Regions from separate parts of the Homo sapiens genome. Here regions 2, 3 and 4 are each linked to region 1. Evidence: chromatin contacts called from ENCODE Hi-C or POLR2A ChIA-PET data. All regions are on one chromosome and are shown on one strand. The core of a region is the stretch at or near the end of the contact, and the rest is flanking DNA. Distances in the headings are between cores, read along the strand shown. Region 1 overlaps SLC25A46 (solute carrier family 25 member 46). Region 2 overlaps WDR36 (WD repeat domain 36). Region 3 has its middle 52 kb from the start of WDR36. Region 4 overlaps CAMK4 (calcium/calmodulin dependent protein kinase IV).

The links. A loop is a pair of places that touch in the nucleus more often than their neighbours do. ChIA-PET counts read pairs that join two places held with the same protein, here RNA polymerase II (POLR2A). Pooled maps may share reads with other maps.
Region 2: a loop to region 1 is called in a map of PC-3, with 3 times the contacts of the local background. The contact joins two enhancer-like sites. A Hi-C loop is called at or near these places in 2 of 168 maps with a recorded cell type or tissue (OCI-LY7 and PC-3) and 4 of 50 pooled maps. POLR2A ChIA-PET finds 5 or more read pairs at or near these places in 2 of 52 experiments (GM12878 and activated naive CD4-positive, alpha-beta T cell).
Region 3: a map of mammary epithelial cell shows a loop between it and region 1 (3-fold over the local background). The contact joins two enhancer-like sites. A Hi-C loop is called at or near these places in 5 of 168 maps with a recorded cell type or tissue (K562, MCF 10A, PC-3 and 2 more), 12 of 37 single-sample maps with no recorded cell type and 14 of 50 pooled maps. POLR2A ChIA-PET finds 5 or more read pairs at or near these places in 2 of 52 experiments (AG04450 and PC-9).
Region 4: a loop to region 1 is called in a pooled map, with 10 times the contacts of the local background. The contact joins two enhancer-like sites. A Hi-C loop is called at or near these places in 16 of 37 single-sample maps with no recorded cell type and 9 of 50 pooled maps. POLR2A ChIA-PET finds 5 or more read pairs at or near these places in 1 of 52 experiments (activated T-cell).

What each region holds. Positions count from the first base shown.
Region 1 is chr5:110,750,960-110,753,737 of GRCh38, reverse strand. All of the region lies in intron 5 of SLC25A46 (solute carrier family 25 member 46), which reads right to left. Among named protein-coding and RNA genes, the nearest start is that of SLC25A46, 13 kb to the right of the region's middle. RefSeq lists an enhancer at 924-1,183. Within about 2 kb of position 1,322, at least 3 of the 41 ENCODE cell types and tissues checked have a DNase peak (open chromatin) inside an H3K27ac peak, as active enhancers do.
Region 2 is chr5:111,126,329-111,129,339 of GRCh38, reverse strand. It overlaps WDR36 (WD repeat domain 36), which reads right to left. Exons shown (of 23, transcript NM_139281.3): 23 at 1-2,606. The coding sequence ends at 2,457. Among named protein-coding and RNA genes, the nearest start is that of WDR36, 35 kb to the right of the region's middle. Within about 2 kb of position 1,684, at least 2 of the 41 ENCODE cell types and tissues checked have a DNase peak (open chromatin) inside an H3K27ac peak, as active enhancers do.
Region 3 is chr5:111,142,744-111,145,443 of GRCh38, reverse strand. No RefSeq gene overlaps it. Among named protein-coding and RNA genes, the nearest start is that of WDR36, 52 kb to the right of the region's middle. Within about 2 kb of position 1,368, at least 2 of the 41 ENCODE cell types and tissues checked have a DNase peak (open chromatin) inside an H3K27ac peak, as active enhancers do.
Region 4 is chr5:111,253,315-111,256,292 of GRCh38, reverse strand. All of the region lies in intron 1 of CAMK4 (calcium/calmodulin dependent protein kinase IV), which reads right to left. Among named protein-coding and RNA genes, the nearest start is that of CAMK4, 30 kb to the right of the region's middle. RefSeq lists enhancers at 1,105-1,154, 1,315-1,584, 1,805-1,894, 2,703-2,792, 2,933-2,978. Within about 2 kb of position 1,437, at least 3 of the 41 ENCODE cell types and tissues checked have a DNase peak (open chromatin) inside an H3K27ac peak, as active enhancers do.

The sequences.
Region 1 (2,778 bases), core at 73-2,572:
AAGATAAAAGGAGACTTAAAACCAAGTATTTAAAAAAATGCTTTTGGGACTCTTCTTTGTATCTGTTCTCTACTACTTTATAAAATGGGTAAAATTTACTGTTACAGCTCTAGAAATTTAAATAAGCATACTTAAAAGCTTCAGTCACTAAACCTTTTTATAATTCATTATCAAATACCAAACATGTAAATATATCTAAATTATCTATTTCCAAGCAAAAAATGCCCTCCCTAATGAACGAAAAAATTAATAAAATTTATTCGAGTACCTTGCTTTTCTCAAAACAGTCTAGTTTTTCATTTAACAAATCAAAACACATACTCCTATGCATAATCAACACAAAAAAGGCAATAAAATTCTAAAATAACTCTGTCTCAGCAGTCTTTAATTTTCAAATGGTCAAATAGCTATCCTAATTAAAAAAAAAAAAAAAAAACTTACCCCAACCTACTCTAAACCCCTCATCTTCCAGTTACCTCTCTTCATCAATCCTAGTCAGAGCCAACCATCTAAACTTTCTGTTTCCACGTCTGTACTTTCCCACTCACCTCTGAACCCACTTCAAATTGGTTTTGAACAAAAACAGCTCTTACCAAAGTCTCCAATAATCTGCATGTCATTAAATCTGATGGACATTTTTAAGTCTCTACCTTATTTGACATTTCAGCAGCCATCAGAGCCTCTTCTCTCCTTGAAGCACTCTTTGCCCCTGTGCTCCACTAGCCCATTCTGTTGGTTTTTATCCTGCCTTCTGGTCTCTCCTGACTCCTTTTCAAGACCACCTTTCTTAACCCAGCCACCCCTTGGTTGGAGTTCCTAAGGTTCAGACTCTATTCTTCTACCATAGTGTATCCTTCTTCCCTAGCGACGCTCATATCTAGGGTTAGAGCTTCAAAATCTCCCAAATTAATTTACCTTCAGTTAAGAATTCTTTATATGCCAGCCCCATATCATGTGCCTACAGACAACTCCATCTGGATATGATAAAAGATCTGAAAATGCACTTGTACTAAAGTCCAACTTAAAATCTTTCTTTTCTACTTAAACTCTTTCAGTGTTCCCTACTCAGGAACTATTAATCAGAAAGGAAATCTATTGAATTTGAGGAAGATTTCATTGTGTTTAAAATAACGTGTGTTTAAAATAAGCAAATTCGGAGGGAACCGTTGGAGGAAAACTACAAGATGTTTACAGTGGTATAACCACAGATGTGTGATGAGTCAAAACTAAGTTGGAGTTGAACCAAATGGGTTTTGTGAGAGACTGAACCACACAGGTAGCCTTGGTTACAGGAACTCCTACCTCGCGTTAACAGTCTGAAAAAAGCCACATGTAAATTAAGTAAAGGGTACTGTGGGGGTAGAACGACACATGGTTTAACTCACTGCAACTGGGAGAGAGAACAGGGAAGGGTTTAGCAGTATCTACTGCTAAAGAGATCACACATGACGATCCTGGCTAATATATAATTTGTTAAAAAGTAATACTACTGAGAAATTATAAATTTGCTGACTTAATGAACACTAGAGATCTGCTGTTTTTCTCTTTGATTTGATCATAAACTGTATTTAAAAACCCCTAAATATTGGCAAATCTGTACTATCTCCCCTGTTCTACCTAGTAAATGTTACGCAATTAAAAAACCCCAGGCTAGGAGACCTCAGAGCTCATCCTCCTCATGTAGTAGCTTCTGTGAACTGCTGTTAATGTTTTGTGACCTTGTTTGCTCCTTCTTCCCATTAATAGGATACAGAAACAAACTCTGCCTTCTTCCCATTAATAGGAAAGGTCAAATCTGCCCAAAGAAGAATAAATAATTTTTTAAAAGATATTCACACTATACTTCAAAAAAACAGCTTCATTTGACAACTAGTTACACAAGCCCAAATACAAGAAGTCATTCTTCATACTGCCTTCTCTTTGATCTACCATTCCTAAAGCATCACCAAATTCCCTCAGTTTGACCTAAGTATATTTCAAAACTGTCCACTTACCTCTATCTCAAAAGATACCACCCTGATCTTAGCCACTATCTTTTCTTACCTTTATTATTGTAATAGAATACTAAGATGTCTCCTTTTATTCACTTTGGTCCTCATACAACCTTTTCATCTACAGTTACAATGACCCTTTGAAAACAAATCTGATGTCACTGACCTTACTGAACCTCTTCAATATTCTTAAAATGGCCTACAGGGCCACACATGTTCTGGCTCCCACCTGCTCTGTACCCTTACCCTTGGCCAGAGCTCCAGCCATGTGAGGCTTCTCTCAGTTACACCTGAATTCTCTAGGCTCCCCACTGCAACAGCATTTTTGTACAAACTGGTATGTACCTCCTAATTACCACTCTGATCTACCTTAAGTGTCATGTTACTAGGGACACTGTTTCTAGCCCTTTAATACTTTCATGGAACTATATTCTTTTGCTTCAGAAAACAAATTTCAATTTGCAATTATTCATTAATGGAATTATTGTTCTTAGTGAATGTACTTTTATTAGATTCTGAGCTTCCTGGCAACAGTTACCTTTTGTTTATTTTCCTCACTGTAAACCCGGTTTTTAGCACAGAACCTGGCACATAGTAAGTACTCAGGAAATGTTAGCCAAGTAAATGAATGAATTAATGAGTGGGCCTTATCACCAAAATTATCCAAGTAGAACAATGCAATAGAGGTTACTATTTTGTCTTCTTTGGAAAGATTCAAAATGATGAAAATATATTCCCACTCAGTTGACATGTCTGTCTACTGAGTAAGAAAGTTAGATGATAAAAT
Region 2 (3,011 bases), core at 435-2,934, 380 kb before region 1:
TACAGCCATTCTGGAACCCAAATGGAAGTATCTCTTCAAATTAAAAATGGTTATACTCTGGCCTGAAATTCAAATCCTAAGCATATACCACAGAGAGAGCCTTATATGTACAAAAAGGGCTCATGTAGGATGATGTTCCTTTCAGCATTGTTTGTAATTATAAAGGAATAAAAAGAAGGAAAACTTCCTTAAGTGTCTATTATAGGCAAAGTACTGTTGGACAGTGCACAAGAGATTAGGTAAATGTGAATGTACCAAAATAAAAAACTCCCAAGTAGAAATAGCAAGTTGTACAATAATATACATACACGTATGTAAAAATCGTAACTATACATTTCCTGTGGCTGTAGATAATATATACACATTCCTACATTAAACACTCATAAAAACACTCTAAAAGAAGATCTAGGAGAGTTAAAACTATTACTTCTACAGAGGATATTGGGACTGAAGATGGTTTTCAAAAAGCACACAAGCAAAATGTAGTCATATATTACATGAGTAATTAAAAAACTGAAAGAGTGTGCACAGATTGATATATTTTAAGGAAAATATAGATAAAATTATATTTTCTATTTCTTTCCCTCCCTTGATGGAAACAGTACATGAAAGGTTCTAGAAGATTACCTGCCAAAATGATGTATTCTATCTAAATATATCTCTGGTAACAATACACTTAAGTCTTTATGCTCACTTTAAAAAGAGAAGAAAATTCGGTTCATGATTTCTGTAAGCAATACAATTTCAGTTCACAGCTCTTATCATTTTGTTTTAGTTATTTACAATCTTTACTAGGTATAGAATTATATATTGGGATTTTGCCATATTCCAATTTAGAATATAGTATTTAGGAAAGAGGAAAATAGTTTTTTAAATTAGAACTTAAGTCATGATTAACATTTCTGTCAGTGGCTTTAATAAGTCAATACACATTTCTAAAAGAAAAACGAAATTGAGTACAATAACCACATTGGCTTATTTCCTTAGTAGTTTATTAATTCTATCTTACATCATTAAATAAAAACATGAATATTAAAAGATATCACTGGTAAATGCCTTTTGAGGACTGCTTCTTTTGGAGATCATTCTACAAAACTCTCTTACCCTAACAACGAACGAGAATGCTACTGGTGTTCATATTCAAACCACTGTGTTTCATGAAAGACCCAACTTTTGAGGGTATAAACTAAGAATAGTTTTTAGAGCGCTATGCTTTAAAGAACTGCTTATTTTTAATTCATGTATTGCAAAAGTCTTGAACCATAAAAAAAACAAAACAATGATGATGAGAAAAAAAGAAAACTCCAGGGCTACCTGGGTTTGCAATGGTTGTGAAAGAAAAGTATACTCAGCATTTTCTTCCCAAATTAAAAGGTCCCCCCCAAAAAAGTGTAGCCAAAAAAAAAAAAAAAAAAACAAAACAAAACAAAATAAAAAAAACCCTGGCTTTGAAATACCCATTCTTGGCTGTGGTAGCAATAAACAATATTGCTAAAAATTGTTTGCAAGGATTTATGGAATTTTTACCTTTTCAGAGGACATTAAACTATTGTTATCTACATGTCTGCAGTGTCAGTAAAAGGCCATCTTCCAATGGAATTTGGAATTTCCCTTACCTATCCTTGGTATCAGTTTAACCATCTACAGCGACTTGCCTTGGGCAAGGAAGGGCCTCCCACATTTCTGATCCATGAACAACTTCCTTTCAGTACATTACAATGGAGAAAGCACTAGGCCACTGTTAGAAAGTTTTAATCTGTCACTGAAATACCAGCAGACTTTAGCCTGATTCCTCTCCTGCAACACAACAGGGCTGTGCTAGAAGATGATTAGTTTATCCTCCAACTCTGAGAGTCAATCATTCATATTTTTATCAAAGGCCACCGAGGAAAAAAGCATTCCTTTTTTCTTCATAACAGCATTTTTATAACTACATCATGTATCAGTTTTATCTGACATTTTCAATTTAATTCAGCAATACTTCACAGTGAACATGCAGCATCTCTTTATATGAAACAGATACTCAAAAAATATAAGCAGGTAATAATTTTTTAAAAATCATATAAAAGTTAATGTGAAGAGACTCAGAAAATAAATCATTTGAGCAGATTCTTTAAGTCTTCAAAACAAAAGGCAGGTGTAATTTATTTTTTTAACTTTTTGTAGAGATGGGATCTTGCTTGCTATGTTGCCCAGGCTGGGCTCAAATTCCTGGCTTCAAGCAATCCTCCCGCTTTGGCCTCTGAAAGTGCTGGAATTACAGGCATTATCCATCATGCCTGGCCGGGAGGTGCGATTTTATTTCAAGAAAGTATTTAGCATTTAAAGTGGAGATATACTGACTAGTCAGTAGTGCTAGCATTTATTTTCTTTTCACATTGACACTTGGAAAATAAGAAATGAGTTCAATTGAACCCATTTAATATGAAAGTCTTTGTTTAGTCACAAATTTATTTTTACAACAAAGCACTTTTGAGATAATTTAAAATACACATGCTTTGATTGAAGAGTGATTGCAAATGGGTCCAGTTTTCTTCCACCTGGGATGACAAATTTGTTATTTCTTCTAGGAGTACTGGCTCTGAAGGAAGCATTTTAAGGTGTAACTGCAAAGAAAAATATGATGATTGAACATTTAAGAAAATTAAAATTTTACCTAATCTGGATTCAATTTTTCTACCAAGGAACCACAAAAGACACTAGGTGAATATTTGTTTTCTTAAGCGCTGGTTTATTACTATCTCCCATTTTCCCCTCCTCTATCAAACTTTTTTTATTATAAGGTCCTTTATGATACTGTGACTTCCTTGGTAGAATTAAAGTGGTCATCACTCCTCTCCACCTAAGGACAGTCCTGATACTTTTAAATAATCAGATCAAGTGAACTCATTTTAGGTATAAATGGGATAAAGAATCAAATCTATTATCACCAAAAATCGGCATCATCTACCTCCTTCAACACATTATACCACTAAAGTAGACCCTCAAAACATGAGTTCACCACTATATTA
Region 3 (2,700 bases), core at 119-2,618, 390 kb before region 1:
CTCTCTCTTTCTCTCTTACACACACACACACACACACACAATTTCTTATCGTGGTGAATAACAATCACACAATCATCCATCCAGTACTACAAATAGAAACCCAGGAGTTGACTTTATTATCCACCTCTCAACTATCACCAAGTCTATTTCTACCTCCTAAATATCTTCTTAGTTGCATCCCACACATAATGATATATCATATTTCTATTACTATTTAGTTCAAACTATTTTCTATATTGTGTCTACTGTTAAATCCATCCAATGAATGTTTTAATTTTTAAATTTATAATTGACACATAATAACTGTATGTTTATGTAGTACAACCTGATATTTTAATGCATATATGCATAGTATAAAGATTAAATTGGGGTAATTATCATATTAACCACCTCAAATATTTATCATTTCTTTGTGGTGGCAATGTTCAAAAATCTTCTAGCGATCTTGTAATATGCACTGTATTGTTATTTGGTACAGTCACTAATGCTGGTGAAGATGCAGAGAAAAGGGGATTTTTATACATCATTGGTGAGAATATAAATTGGTACAGTTATTATGGAAAACAGTATAAAGATTTCACAAAAAATTAAAAATAGAAGTACCATCTCCAGCAATCCCATTACTGGATACATATCCAAAGGAAATGAAATCAGTATGTTGAAGAGACATTTGCACTGCCTGTTTATTGCAGCATTACTCACAATAGCCAAGATTAGGAAATCAACTTAAATGCTCATCTGCACATTAGTGGATAAAAAAAATGTGGCATATATACATACAGTGGAATACTATTCAGCTATAAAACAGAATGAAATCCTGTCATTTGTGGCAACATAGATAAACCGAGAGGGCATAAATTCAGACAAGCCAGGGAGAGAAAGAGAAACTGCATGAACTGACTCATATGTGGAATCTAAACTTGATTTCACAGAAGTAGAAAGTAGAATAGTGGCCACCAGAGGCTGGGAGGAAAGGGGAAAGGGAGGACTTGGAAGAGGTTGGTCAATGAATTTACTAACTTAGATATTTAATAAAATATCTATATTTTATTTTTCAGTTCTAGAATATTATTTTAGTAATTGTCAGGAAATTATAATAGCTCTGTTAAAATTCTCCATCTTTTCATCCAGTTTGTTCATATTTTCTTCAACTTCTAATAGTTTCAATTTATCTCTGGTTTCAAATGTCTTCAGTGCAAGATCAGTCCTGTATGTATTACAAGTCCCTCCCTTTGGCAAGCCTTTGGGATCTCAGCACAATGAGTTGCCAAGAACTCCCTCTATCTGGGAGGGACTTACTATCCAGCCTTCAGATTACTGGGCTACCACATCCTCTCACACAAGTCTCCCGAGGGAGAATCGGTGGGCGGGAGAACTTGGCCTTGAAACTCCTCCAGATTCCAGTTGGTCTCACTAACCCACACACAGACATTTAAAACTCCACTGACTGCACCTTATGCAGGAAGAGTCTCCCTGCTTGAATCAGGCCCAATCCTCACCAGCCCACGCCTGACTCAGTAGTTGCCCCTAGCGAAGGTAATGCCTACTGATTTTCATTCTCTAGGAAGCACTTGTCTCCCTGGAATAGGGTTCCTTTGGACTTCTTCCTATCCACAACATTTTGATGGCTTAAAAAACATGTATGTTATTATATTATACTTTATTTTTTAATTGTTATAACTAAAACTGCAAGCCCCTTGTTATATGATCAGTAGTATGTTGTGAAATGCTACAGTCGAATCCATAAATAGCCCTTGAATACATCCAGTTTTCTCTGTCTCTGTTCTACCACCTGATCCAAGACACCATCATCTTCCCCAAATTCCTCATTGGTCTCCCTACTTTTATTCTCATTTCACTAGTCTTTAATCTGTTCTTCATTCTGCAATCATTGAACTCTTTAAAATGCGGACCTAATGATAGCACCCTCTTGATGAACACTTTTCAATATCTTTACTCGGAGGATAAAGATAAAAATCCTTAAAGCGTGATTTTTGGATGATAATGATGTGTCAGTGTAGGTTCATCAGCTATAACAAATTTACCACCTTGGTGGGGGTATTGATAACGGGGGAGGTTGTGCTTGTTTGAGGGGAGGGGGTGTATGAGAAATCTCTGTACCTTCCTCTCAATTTTGCTGTGAATCTAAAACTGCTCTAAAAATAAAGTCCATTAGAAATATATACATATATACAATTTGTCCATAAATAACAATCTTTACAGGCTATTCATCCCGACAGATGAGGTGATGAAAAGACTGACTCATCAATACTTTCCTCAGACATCCTAGACTAGGCCTGAGATTGGCCTTAATTCTTCTTGCTGAATGAGTATGGGATCAATAGAGGGCCCTCCAACCTCAAGGTCGCCACAGCATCAAAGCATCCCAGAATCTAACTTAACTTTCCATTGTTTTAACAATTATTTTATTAGGGACTTTACTCATAAGTGACAATCAGTAGAGTTGAGACCAGGGGTCGAGAGCAGTTGAGACCACCCGGTGCCAGCCCTTAAGTCGGGAGAGGCCTGGAATTCGGGCTGCTGTTTAGTAAGCTTATAGAAAAGAGTAGGGTCACTCTCACAACTGTCACCTTCTTTTCTTTTCTTTTTTTTTTTAGACAGAGTCTCGCTCTGTCCCCAGGCTGGAGTGCAGTGGCGCGATCTCGGCTCACTGCAACCTCCGCCTCCTGGGTTCAAGCG
Region 4 (2,978 bases), core at 188-2,687, 500 kb before region 1:
CCCCACCATAGCACCACCATACCTAATCCCTGGCAACGACTAATTTGTTCTCTACCTCTATAATTTGGTCATTTTGAAAGTGTTATATAAGCAGAATCACACCTTTTGAGATTGGCTTTTTTCACTAACATATGGCCCTTGAGTCCATCCAAGTTATTTCATGTACCAATCATTTTTTGCTTTTTATTACTGAGTAGCAGCCATGGTATGGATGTAAGACAGGATCATTTTTGTGAGATATCCAGTTGAATTCTGTGATCGATTAGTCTATATCAAAATACATACAGCTATATATATGTGTGTGTGTATGCATTCTAAATATAAGGAAACTGACCTTGGGGAAATGTTTTTAATCTTTACATCATTAGCCTTAAAAACAGTTAATTTCCAATAACACTATTGATTCAACCCATTACTCACATATCCAAAAATACACTGGGAGAAGTTGGCATTTTAAGCGGTATAAAACAGTGGTGAGCAGGAAATGGGCATTTAATTAGAACATCATCAGAGACTCCAAATAGCCATAAAATGATGATACAATGAATCCATAAATGCAAAGCTTCTGAGACTACAAAGACAAATAATGGAGGCTTTGCAAGAATGGTCTGGGGCTTCGGGTATGCAAACACACAATTCAGCTGCTGTTTCCATTCCCGAGACAGGCTCAGCTAAGGTTGTGACAAAATCATGACTCTAAAAGTCAGCAATAAAGATCTTAGGGAACTTTAGATCATGGCTTTTTTAAAGCTTCACTGAATTTACACAAACTCTGACCTAGCTGAAGTTGTCAGCAAAGATAAACAGTTCGGTAAACTCTACAAAGAAATGTACAGAAAAATCAGAAAATCAGCCTACTACACACAAAAATAAACTTGCTGGGCATGAATCCAAGAAAACCCACTCAGATTATCATAAAGATCACTGAAAACACTTTCTGTTTGTAAGGAGAAATATAATTGCTTGATACTTGGGAAGAGTTTTTCCATTCATAGCTCACCAAAGTGAGCAGATCCAATGGAAGTGATGATGGCACAGGATGGGCAGACCAAAGTTATTTATAAGGCTCAGGAACCAGGGCTTCATGGCCATCAACAGTAGTTCAGACAACATGCAACTACAAAATTAGACCTTCAAACAATGTCCATCAGAAATGTACTTCAATTACACCAGGGAATTTTGATACACAGCCCAGTTTAAACACCACATAAAACCATTCTTTTTTTTTTTTAAGTACTAAGTAAAAGTTGGACAAAGTATAGCTTTAGGAGTACTGGGATTTTGTTGGGTTCTTTTTTCATCAATGAGCTCACTGTGATGCTACTGCCATGAGGTGCTTCACATTTCCCCCCAGCATCTGATGTGGGCCTCATCACAGTATTTGCACAGACTACAGAAACAGCTCCTCCAAACCACAAAAGTCCCCAGGGAAATCCCGAGAACCTGACTGCAGTACCCTTTTTACCCAATGATCCACACATACTTGGCTAGTTTCATTTTTATCACCATCACTCACAGAAAGGCAGGTGCCTAATGATGTAGAGCGGTGTGCATGATGCATTGATGGGGGATTAGCAGAAACAACTCCTTCGCCTGGGGGAGCTGGCAATCAGGTGGAAATGTACATACTCAGGAGTAGATGGGATGTGCAGGAAGATTTCTGTGAATGCTGAGAGAAACTGACCCCTTGGTTCTTCAGTTTCCTTCTCAATATGTTAATTTCTTCACATTCTGCATGAACATCATCTCTGACACACTTTAAAACTTGTATTTTGATATTAATATTAGTTTCTGGCATTACAGAGTGTGAAGGCATTAAATGAGGTTAGCAGGTCTGTTCCCTGTGTTTTACAAGGGTGTCAACCCTCTCCACCTCCAGGAAGGGATTCTGTGCAGACATCTGGGATCATCTCACAGCGCACACTGCCATGGCCACGTGGCAGCAATCTCTGCCAGCCTCCCAGAGGGTCTTGTCCACAGTGACTTCCCTTTGGGTGTCAGTGCCCCCTACCCTAAATTCATTTCCTGTCAGTTTCTGTCTTTGTAACAAACTTATAGACATTAATGAAGCAGGAGCAGAGCTGGTTATACCCTAGAAGGCAGAACAAAGGCCCTTGCCCTCAAGTTCCAAAACAGACCTTTTAAGAGTAAAATTTGAGTCACTTCCACATCCATGTGCGGGAATAATCAAGACAATGATAATTTATTCTGAGCTTCTATTTTTCATAAACCAGATTCAATATTCAGATCTTAAACTATGGTAGTTTTACCAGAGTTTTATTTCTGCACACAAAAAGATTTCTGAAATGCTTTTTCCAGGTGAAAAGAAAATGCTTATATATAACATTACAGATAATTTATAATTTAAATAATTGAAATTTATTTGGGAATGGTTTAAATAGTGAGTTGACTTGTCATTATGTAACCAAATGAAGCTGATAATGACAGTCTTATCTCAGATGAAGAAATATCCATGTGCATATATGAATATCAAATTAGAAAATTAAAATGGAAATTTTTGTCTCACTTACTATTGAAAAATGAAAGAAAAGCCTGTATATAATATACTCAATAACCTCTCAGTAGCTAATCTTTTCTGTTTTTCACAAAATGGAATAAAGTCAACATCATAAAATTGTAGCTAAGCATTTTAGCAAATGCACCATGTACATTTGTTCATTTCTGTTCTCTTCAAAAAATTGTCTTTCATTTTTCTCAACATGGAAGCTGTCAGCTATTTTGATATGGCATGGTGCTTCTCTTTCTGCTTCTTTTTAAATGAAAAGTAAGAAACAGAACATAAAACAGTATTGGAGTTCCCCAGGTGACATGACTGAGAAAACCAAATGCTGACCATCTGTTGCAGCAGAACAGCCCAACCCTGTCCGGAACTGGAAATGTCTCTCCTCCCAGGTTCCGGGGCAAGCAGGGCAGCCGGCACCTGCTGCTGGCTTGAGAGGTCTGCCTAGAAAAGCACC